Regions from separate parts of the Homo sapiens genome. Here region 2 is linked to region 1. Evidence: read pairs that join two places in POLR2A ChIA-PET (ENCODE). Cell type or tissue: Panc1. All regions are shown on one strand. Region 1 overlaps ARID5B (AT-rich interaction domain 5B). Region 2 overlaps CABCOCO1 (ciliary associated calcium binding coiled-coil 1).

The links. ChIA-PET counts read pairs that join two places held together with the same protein. Peaks named below come from ENCODE experiments on the same cell type or tissue, not always from the same donor. Only the 100,000 strongest peaks of a DNase experiment are listed, where the experiment ranks them.
Region 2: POLR2A ChIA-PET joins it to region 1 with 8 read pairs; 1 of 35 experiments calls an interaction of 5 or more read pairs at or near these places.

The regions. Positions count from the first base shown.
Region 1 is chr10:62,024,866-62,028,865 of GRCh38, reverse strand. All of the region lies in intron 4 of ARID5B (AT-rich interaction domain 5B), which reads right to left. Among named protein-coding and RNA genes, the nearest start is that of ARID5B, 130 kb to the right of the region's middle. In Panc1, no CTCF peak of the experiment used is centred here; no DNase peak of the experiment used is centred here; H3K27ac peaks cover 1,138 bases.
Region 2 is chr10:61,702,609-61,706,608 of GRCh38, reverse strand. All of the region lies in intron 5 of CABCOCO1 (ciliary associated calcium binding coiled-coil 1), which reads right to left. Among named protein-coding and RNA genes, the nearest start is that of CABCOCO1, 42 kb to the right of the region's middle. In Panc1, no CTCF peak of the experiment used is centred here; no DNase peak of the experiment used is centred here; H3K27ac peaks cover 1,268 bases.

The sequences.
Region 1 (4,000 bases):
CCTCAGCCTCCCAAGTAGCTGGGATTACAGGCATGCGCCACCATGCACGGCTAATTTTTGTATTTTTAGTAGAGACAGGATTTCGCCATGTTGGCCAGGCTGGTCTCAAACTCCTGACCTTAAGTGATCCATCCGCCTCGTCCTCCCAAAGTGCTAGGATTACAGGCATGAGTCACCATGCCCAGCCCCTTCTAAGAGCTTTATGTGCAGCACTTCATTTAATCCTCATATATATAATATATCCCCTTGAAGTGAGTAGTATCATGATTGTCAATTTAGAAATGAGGAAACTGAGGCTGAGAGAGGGTGAGTCATTGCCCAGGAGCACACAGGTGGTGAGTGACAATGAGTGCAGACTGAGATCCAGAGTTCATCTTCTTGTTGCTGCGTCCCCTGCCTCTACAAAGCAGTGGGCCTCAATACCCTACAGGGGAACAGACTTTGTTCCCTGAGACAAAGTGGCCTGGAAGGAGAGAGGCTGAAAAGCAGAATGCAGTGACAACAGGCCCACACTTAACACAGGATTGCTCACTCAATACTACAAACTAGTATTTTTGTACTTGCGTAACTGCTTCAAACTAAGAAAGCAAACAAGCCCAAGCTCGTTCATTCTTCTCCCTATCCCCCACATCATTAAAGGAAACTCTTCTCATTCCTAGCTGAGATAAATATCACAACAGATCTAAGAATTATTTTCAATAAATATTTCTTGGGCACCAAATAGCATTGTGACCAAAACCAAAGAAATATGAGATAGGATTCTTGTTTTCCAGGGACGCAGAATCAAGTGTGTTTTCTGTGACTTAGAGTTAACTCATCCATCCCTTCAACATTCACTGGCTACCTAGGATAAGCAGATGCACACCAGGGACAAGGCGTTTCCAGGATGCCCTTTCTCCTTCCTCCCATAAAGCTGAGGTTTTGGCATGGAAAAGAGAGATGCAGCAAGGTGAGCTGGATCAGTGTTATGAAAGGGTGAGAGTAAGAAACATCACAAGGGTGCTGAACTCACTGGAATGTCAGGGAAGACCTCTTTGAGGAAGTGATGTTTAAGGTGAGATCTCCAGAATAGAAGGAGAAATTGGCCAGACTGAGGGGTGAGGCAATGATAAGGGGGTTTCTTTTCTGGGAAGGACATACACAGGGTTTCATATTTAAGGGAGAAAGAAACGAGTGCAAGAAGTTAAAAAAGGTGCATACTGCCCGGCTGTACAAAGCACAAGGGAAGGACCATTTTATTCTTAAGAGATACTGTGAGGTGGCGATGGCTCACACCTGTAATCCCAGCACTTTGGGAGGCCGAAGTGGGCAGATCACCAGGTCAGGAGATTGAGATGATCCTGGCTAACATGGTGAAACCCCGTCTCTACTACAAAAAAATACAAAAAAATTAGCCAGGCATGGTGGTGGGCTCCTGCAGTCCCAGCTACTTGGGAGGCTGAGGCAGGAGAATCGCTTGAACCCGAGAGATGGAGCTTGCAGTGAGCCGAGATTGTGCCACTGCACTCCAGCCTGAGCGACAGAGCAAGACTCAGTCTCAAAAAAAAAAAAAAAAAAAAAAAAAAAAAAAAAAAAAAAAAGGAGATACTGTGAGGCTAATGCATCACTACAGTGAAGACTTTTCATGTTGCAGGCCTCCAGGAGTTGGACAGATTCAAGGAGGCTGGTGTGGAGCTGTGGCCAGATGGGGCTTGACAGATAGGAAGGACTAGGAGAGATGGAGGAAGAAAGAGAGGAAAACAAGACTGTTTCCTTTTGTATCATGGAGGTGGTGAAACTAACCCTGGCTGCCCGTCCTGTCAAGAGCCTTCTTACCCCAGGACCTTGTCACTGTGATACAACTTGTCATGCATATGTTTCATCTTTGGTGGAAAAGGCTCAAAATATTCCTTTCATTCCCCACTAGCTTTTATTTGGCTCCTTCTGCAGGCTGAAGTTGCCTATTTTAATATATGACTCTTCATTTATTCATTTTCAGCCAGCAAACAATTTTTAATTAGCCTGCTCTTTATTAAGGACATAGAGCATGTTATTAACTAGGTGCATCTTTGGGTCTTTAAAAGGAGTGAAAGAGACATAATCAATTTGCATGTGATGTTTAGGGGTTAAAGTGGTGTTAGTCAACATATTTAGAGCAAATCTCATCAAGCTCCATTTTTAAGCCCTGACTCAACTTGACGATCCCACAAGGCAGAAGGGAAGAGTGGGATTAATATATTAGTCACTTGTACAACTTGCCAGTCTGTCAGTTACATTAGTTCCAGTAAAATATTCAAGGAAATAAATATAATTTTTTTAAAAAAGTATTCCTTTATCTACGGAATCTGACAAGAAGGATTCATTTAGCTCTATTGGAGTACTTAAATACTGTTACAATTGCTTAAGTCAAGGGTCCCCCACCACTAGAATGTGAGTGCCTCAAAGGTTAGCACTGGATTGTGTTCTTTATTGTACTAGTCCTATATCCTCACATGGGGCTACACACAATTACATAGTTGGTAATCAATAAATGTCAGTTGGACACATAAATAAATGAGCACACTCATTGCCCACACCACACATATCTGCTAATAGGTAATACAGGAAACTGGGGGATCAAAATAACCACATGAGCTCTCAGGATGATGGAAGAGAAGGTTTTCAGCTCACTCCATTTGGCAGTTCTGCCCTGGTCAGTTGTTTCATATGGTTGTGTTTCTTGCAACAAGGCTTGGGTATAAGTACTCAGCATGCATCTAACTCCACTCATGGAAAAGGCACTTGGAATCTGAACCCGACTGAAAGAGTGAAAGAGGGTGGTAAATGAGTGGTATCACCACCTTATTAGAAAGCCAGCTAACAGCTGTAGCAGTTACTCAGCTATTTCTTTATTATCCATCCCAAGGCATGTGCCAGAATTTGCAAGGTCTTTGGTGTGTATTCACCAGATACGAACACCTTTTGAACTTCCACTCAGTGAAAGCCATTTTGGAATATATTTATCAAAATATTTTGGAAATCTTTCCAATTTGCCAGAGTTAAAAATGCAAATAAGCTTTTTTTTTTTTTTTTTTTCGCTTCCACTCCACCTCTGGCCTTGGTCAGCAGGCATGCTTGATTGTACACATAAAATGTGAAGAAACTACATAAATAAAGGAGCTATGATATGGTCACAAGTTATACCTATACTTCTCAACATGCAGTGACTTGATCAAGAGTGATTTGTATTTAGCATGTTTTTCTAATTACACCTCTTTTGTAACACCTAGCAGCTATCGCAGGAAGCACACAAACGTAGGTCATCTAGCTAATTTCCAGGCAACAGATGCCAACTGTGGATATAGTAGCATGACCACAAGTTAAGTACAAATAGCCAAGCTTGTGATAGGGAAATTTATAATAAGTAAAGGCAGACAGACACATCCAGATCACCTTTCCAGAAAGCCAATTAGAAATGACCCCACATCTCCCCGTCTCCAAACTCTCTTTAAAGATACCCATTATAAATCTGCCCAAAGTAATGTCACTGAATTCTATGGCCAAGATAAAGAGGTTTCTTTACTGTGAGATTTGTTGCAATAAAAATAAAGCACAAATGAATCACAAAGATGTAAGATAAGAACTGTGTGGAAAACACTGTGATAGATGACACATCTCATTAAATATAATTTTATGTGATCAGTTACTGTATTGCCCAGTTTAGTTGATTTATATACACTTTCGGAAGCTTTTTACTGTTCAGAATGCAATTATATACTTTATAATTGAGTACATAGTTGATTAATTACAATGTTTATGGCCATTCCAATTAAAAGCTGGCTATCAGGTCCATGGTGAGAAACCTACCCTCCCCACCTTTTAAAACATTGCTTCTACAAATAATGTTCTACGAAAACGAATTATACTTAACCTGCAAGACTTTTACTTATAGCACTGCTTCCAGTAGGGCACTTATATGTAGTAATCAAGTAGCTATCTTTTCTTAGATACTTGTCTATTCCTAAGTGTCTTTGGTACAGAG
Region 2 (4,000 bases), 320 kb after region 1:
CAAGCAGCGGGCCAAATATTTAACATAGGACTGTTTATGTTATTTAAAACGCATTTGGGAAGCAGCTATGTTCAATTATAATTGTTTTTCCCTAGATAACTAATTATGTTGAATAGGTGACTGCATTCATTTTGTGAAAGCGGAACAATTAAATATTCAGAATTCAGCCAAAGAGTTTATCTTAAGGAACATTTCAAGTTTTGAAAAATTTACATTTATATCAGAGTTATGCTCATTTGCATTTAATGATCATATTATTTCAAAAACATTCATTATTTAACAAAGAATAATGAACTGCGTTCCCTTCTCTTTTCTCAATTTCGGCTGTAATTTAATACACGGTATGGTGTTCGTTTTCATAAACTGCACATAAACTGAAACATATATATTTGGTTAGCAGTATTTATTACATAAAAAGAACATCATGGGGTTCTTGGGTAGAAAGTATAAAGAAATGGAAAGGGTTGTAAAAGAATAAAGTAACTTCGTTACACTATTATTTATATCATCCTTTATTCTTTTAGAGTGCATGTTTGGAAGGTAATAATTCAAACTGTGTTCTATTTTGTTTGGGTTTTAATTGTTGAAACTTCTGTAGATAATCAATATCACATGCTGCTTAACTGAAAAATAATCTAGACAGTCTCTTTCATTCATGGTTGTCTTTGATACTTTTAAGGATTAACTCAAGTCTGCAGAGGAAGCTTCGGACAGTGGTTAAGCTTGTGGACATTAGTAATAGATTTCATGTTTTAAAAGTATGGTTGAAGAGGTGCTCACCCTCTATGGTTGTTGTGAAGATTATGTGTGTGTAATATTTAAAGTGCTTAGTGCCTAGCATACAGTAAATGCTCAACTAACTCCACTTCCCTTTGCACTACATGTTTGCCTAGTTAACATGTTATGCCTAGATCTCTTCACAAAGATAACTAACTCACAGGAGCCTTCCTTGATCCACTGATTATAAGAAGCTCTCTAATATACCTCTTTAGGGTAACCTCTATTTTTCCTTTATAGTACTTGGTTTGTAATTATGTGCCTGTGGGTTTACTAAATTAATGTCTGTTTCTCTTGCTAGGCTCTGAGCATTTTGAAACTGTGTTTGTTTTACTAGCCAGTGTCACATGATAGCAATAAAAGTAATATGTGTACAGGAACTTACTGACTGACAGAAAGTCTCCAGAGTACTGGGAATGCTGGTAGGCATACTGCATTTGTTCAATAAATACCTTGATAATCAGGTTGCAACAGACACTGACCTGGAAATGCATTTAGAAGACAATGATCTTCAACCCAGAATTGTTCCTGAGTGGAAAGTACTTGCTGAGCTTTAACTGTACAGTAGCTTTGATCATGTGAAATTAAAATGTATGCTTCTTCCTGTTCCAGAAGCCAAAGAGTACAGGGAGTCCAATGTCTGTCTCGCTCAGGTACCAGATAAGGTTTTAGAGTTATCAGTAGCAAGTCTTGCTCACAAAAGACTTAGCTTCAAACACTGAAGCACCTCTCTCCATAACTTTAGTCTCAATTGTTAAGAAAATATTTTTCAAATGAATAAATTTTGTTTGCACAAGTCAAAAGAATTTGAAGTTTGCTTATACTATGAACAGATATTTATTAAGCACCTATTATGTACAATGGTTTGGGAGACAAGCCATTCATGGAGGAGAACTGTTTTGTTTTTTTTTTTAACCAGAAATCCAAGGGGGCTTTTCTGAGATTGAAGAGCAACAACAGGAGGCTAGAGTGGGTTGTGCAAGAAGCAGCCAGACACAGGGGAGGAGAAAATGAAAAAAAAAAAAATGGAGTAAGCATTTTGGGGATGATTGAAATATGGGGCAAAAGAGAGAGATTTCGGCTGCTGTTATGAATGGGAAATGTATTAGTTATCTATTGCTATGTAACAAATTACCCCAAGCCTGGGCGCTTAAAACAGCAAATACTTAGAAATACACAATTCTGTGGGTCAGGGATCTGAGCGCAGTTTAGCTATGTGGTACTTGCTCAGGGTCTTTCATGATATTTCACTCAAGCTGTCAGTCAGGCCTGCATTCATCTCAGGGATCAATTAGAGGAGGATCTACTTCCAAGCTCACTCAGGCATCTGTAGGTGGGCCTCAGGCTCTGGCCTTGTGGGCCTCTCCAGATGCTGCCAAGTGTCCTTATAGCATAGCAACCAGCATCACCAGTGCAAGAGAGAGATCAAGAGAGGAACTGAGATGGAAGCCACAGGTTTTTTATAGCCTCATCTTAGAAGTGGTATTCTGCCATTTCTGCCATATTGTATTCACTAGAAGAAAGGCACTAAGCCCAGCCCACTTTCAAGGGGAAAGAAATTAAGTTCTAGAATATTTGGAAGAATTTGGGCATATATATATATATTTTTAGACAGGGTTTCACTCTGTCACCCAGGCTGGAAGGCAGTGGCACTATCTCGGCTCCCTGCAACCTCCACCTCCCAGGTTCAAGCGATTCTCCTGACTCAGCCTCCTGAGTAGCTGGGATTGCAGGTGCCTGCCACCACGCCCAGCTAATTTTTTTTTTTTGTATTTTTAATAGAGACGGGGGTTTCACCATGTTGGCCAGGCTGGTCTCGAACTACTGGCCTCAAGTGTTCTATCTGCCCACCTTGGCCTCCCAAAGTGCTGGGATTACAGGCGTGAGCCACTGCGCCTGACCTTTGCACATATTTTTAAAACCAACAGAAAACTTAGGAGACTATCCAGGTCTCTGTGTGATGCCCTATGTATCATCTTTGGGCTGAGCTTTTAAAGAAAGCTAAAGATATGTAGTAAGAAGTCACCATTTCCCTCAAGCTCCTAGGAATCAACTGTGTGTAGGGGGCAGCAGGAGTTTATGTGCGTGCATATGTGTGTGTGTGTGTGAGAGAGAGAGAAAGAGTAAGTAGAGGCAGGCCTGAAGGCAGCCCAGCTAAAGTCAGATTACATATAAACTGATACCAAAAAGCACAGTGCCTTAGTTCACATCAATGGTGGTCTACAGGAGGGAGGATTCAGCATGGTCTACAGAAGTCAGAAAAGTCTTCATAGAAGAAACATGAGTTGCTCCAGGTCATGAATATTAGTATGTTATATTTATTTAATGTATTTTGCTTATTATTGAGGAAAAGATCATTCAAGTCAGATTTCCGCTCTTTAAATGAAGCAAAATAACTGGGTTCATTTGTTAGCTTATATTATGTCTTTTTTTCCCATCTAAAATACTTTATCTTTTTATATGAAAGTCCCTTATTATTTAAGTTACTGTGTATTGAATAGGGGCGAAAAAAATTCCTTGAATAATGGATGATCTACCTCTTTGGTGCTCCTGCTGTTTAGAGTGTGTGTGTGTGTGTGTGTGTGTGTGTGTGTGTGTGTGTGTCTCCTCACAAGCCTTTGTACATTTATATGATACTGTATGTACCAGGCATGCAAATCTTGAAATAAGGGAAAGTAGGTTGCATCTCCCATCTAAATTCTTCTTAGTCCAAAGTCAGTGCTCTGGGAGCTATGAAACTCCATATTCATCAGTTAAACTTGCTACTTCTGCTGTGGTCATTAGTGGTTCAGGCAAATAGAAGAAAAAGTAACTTCCCTCTACCACATCCCCCTTTATATTATTTCCTTGATCGGGCACAAAACTATTTTGCCACAGAGAACTCTGTTGTTGTTTTTTTTTTCCTGTTTTTTTTTTCTCCTCTTCACTCCTATAATGTCAATGGTGCTGATGCAGCTGCATAATTTGCATAGAAAGTTTCTCAATTCTGTAGTCAGAATACCAATCAGGTGGCCTCTTTCTAAGCATGTTTATTCTTTCTTAATTGACTCTTCACTTGCATGCTTTCATGCACAGTGCATATCTGCTTGTATATTCTCAGCCATCTGTCAAACACTCACCAAGCCTAAAGAGTGGCCTCATAAGCCAACTTGAACACTATGAAAACATTGGTATGTGGCCCAATATTATAGAACTGTGATCAAAATCTTCTTTTTTAAAAAAA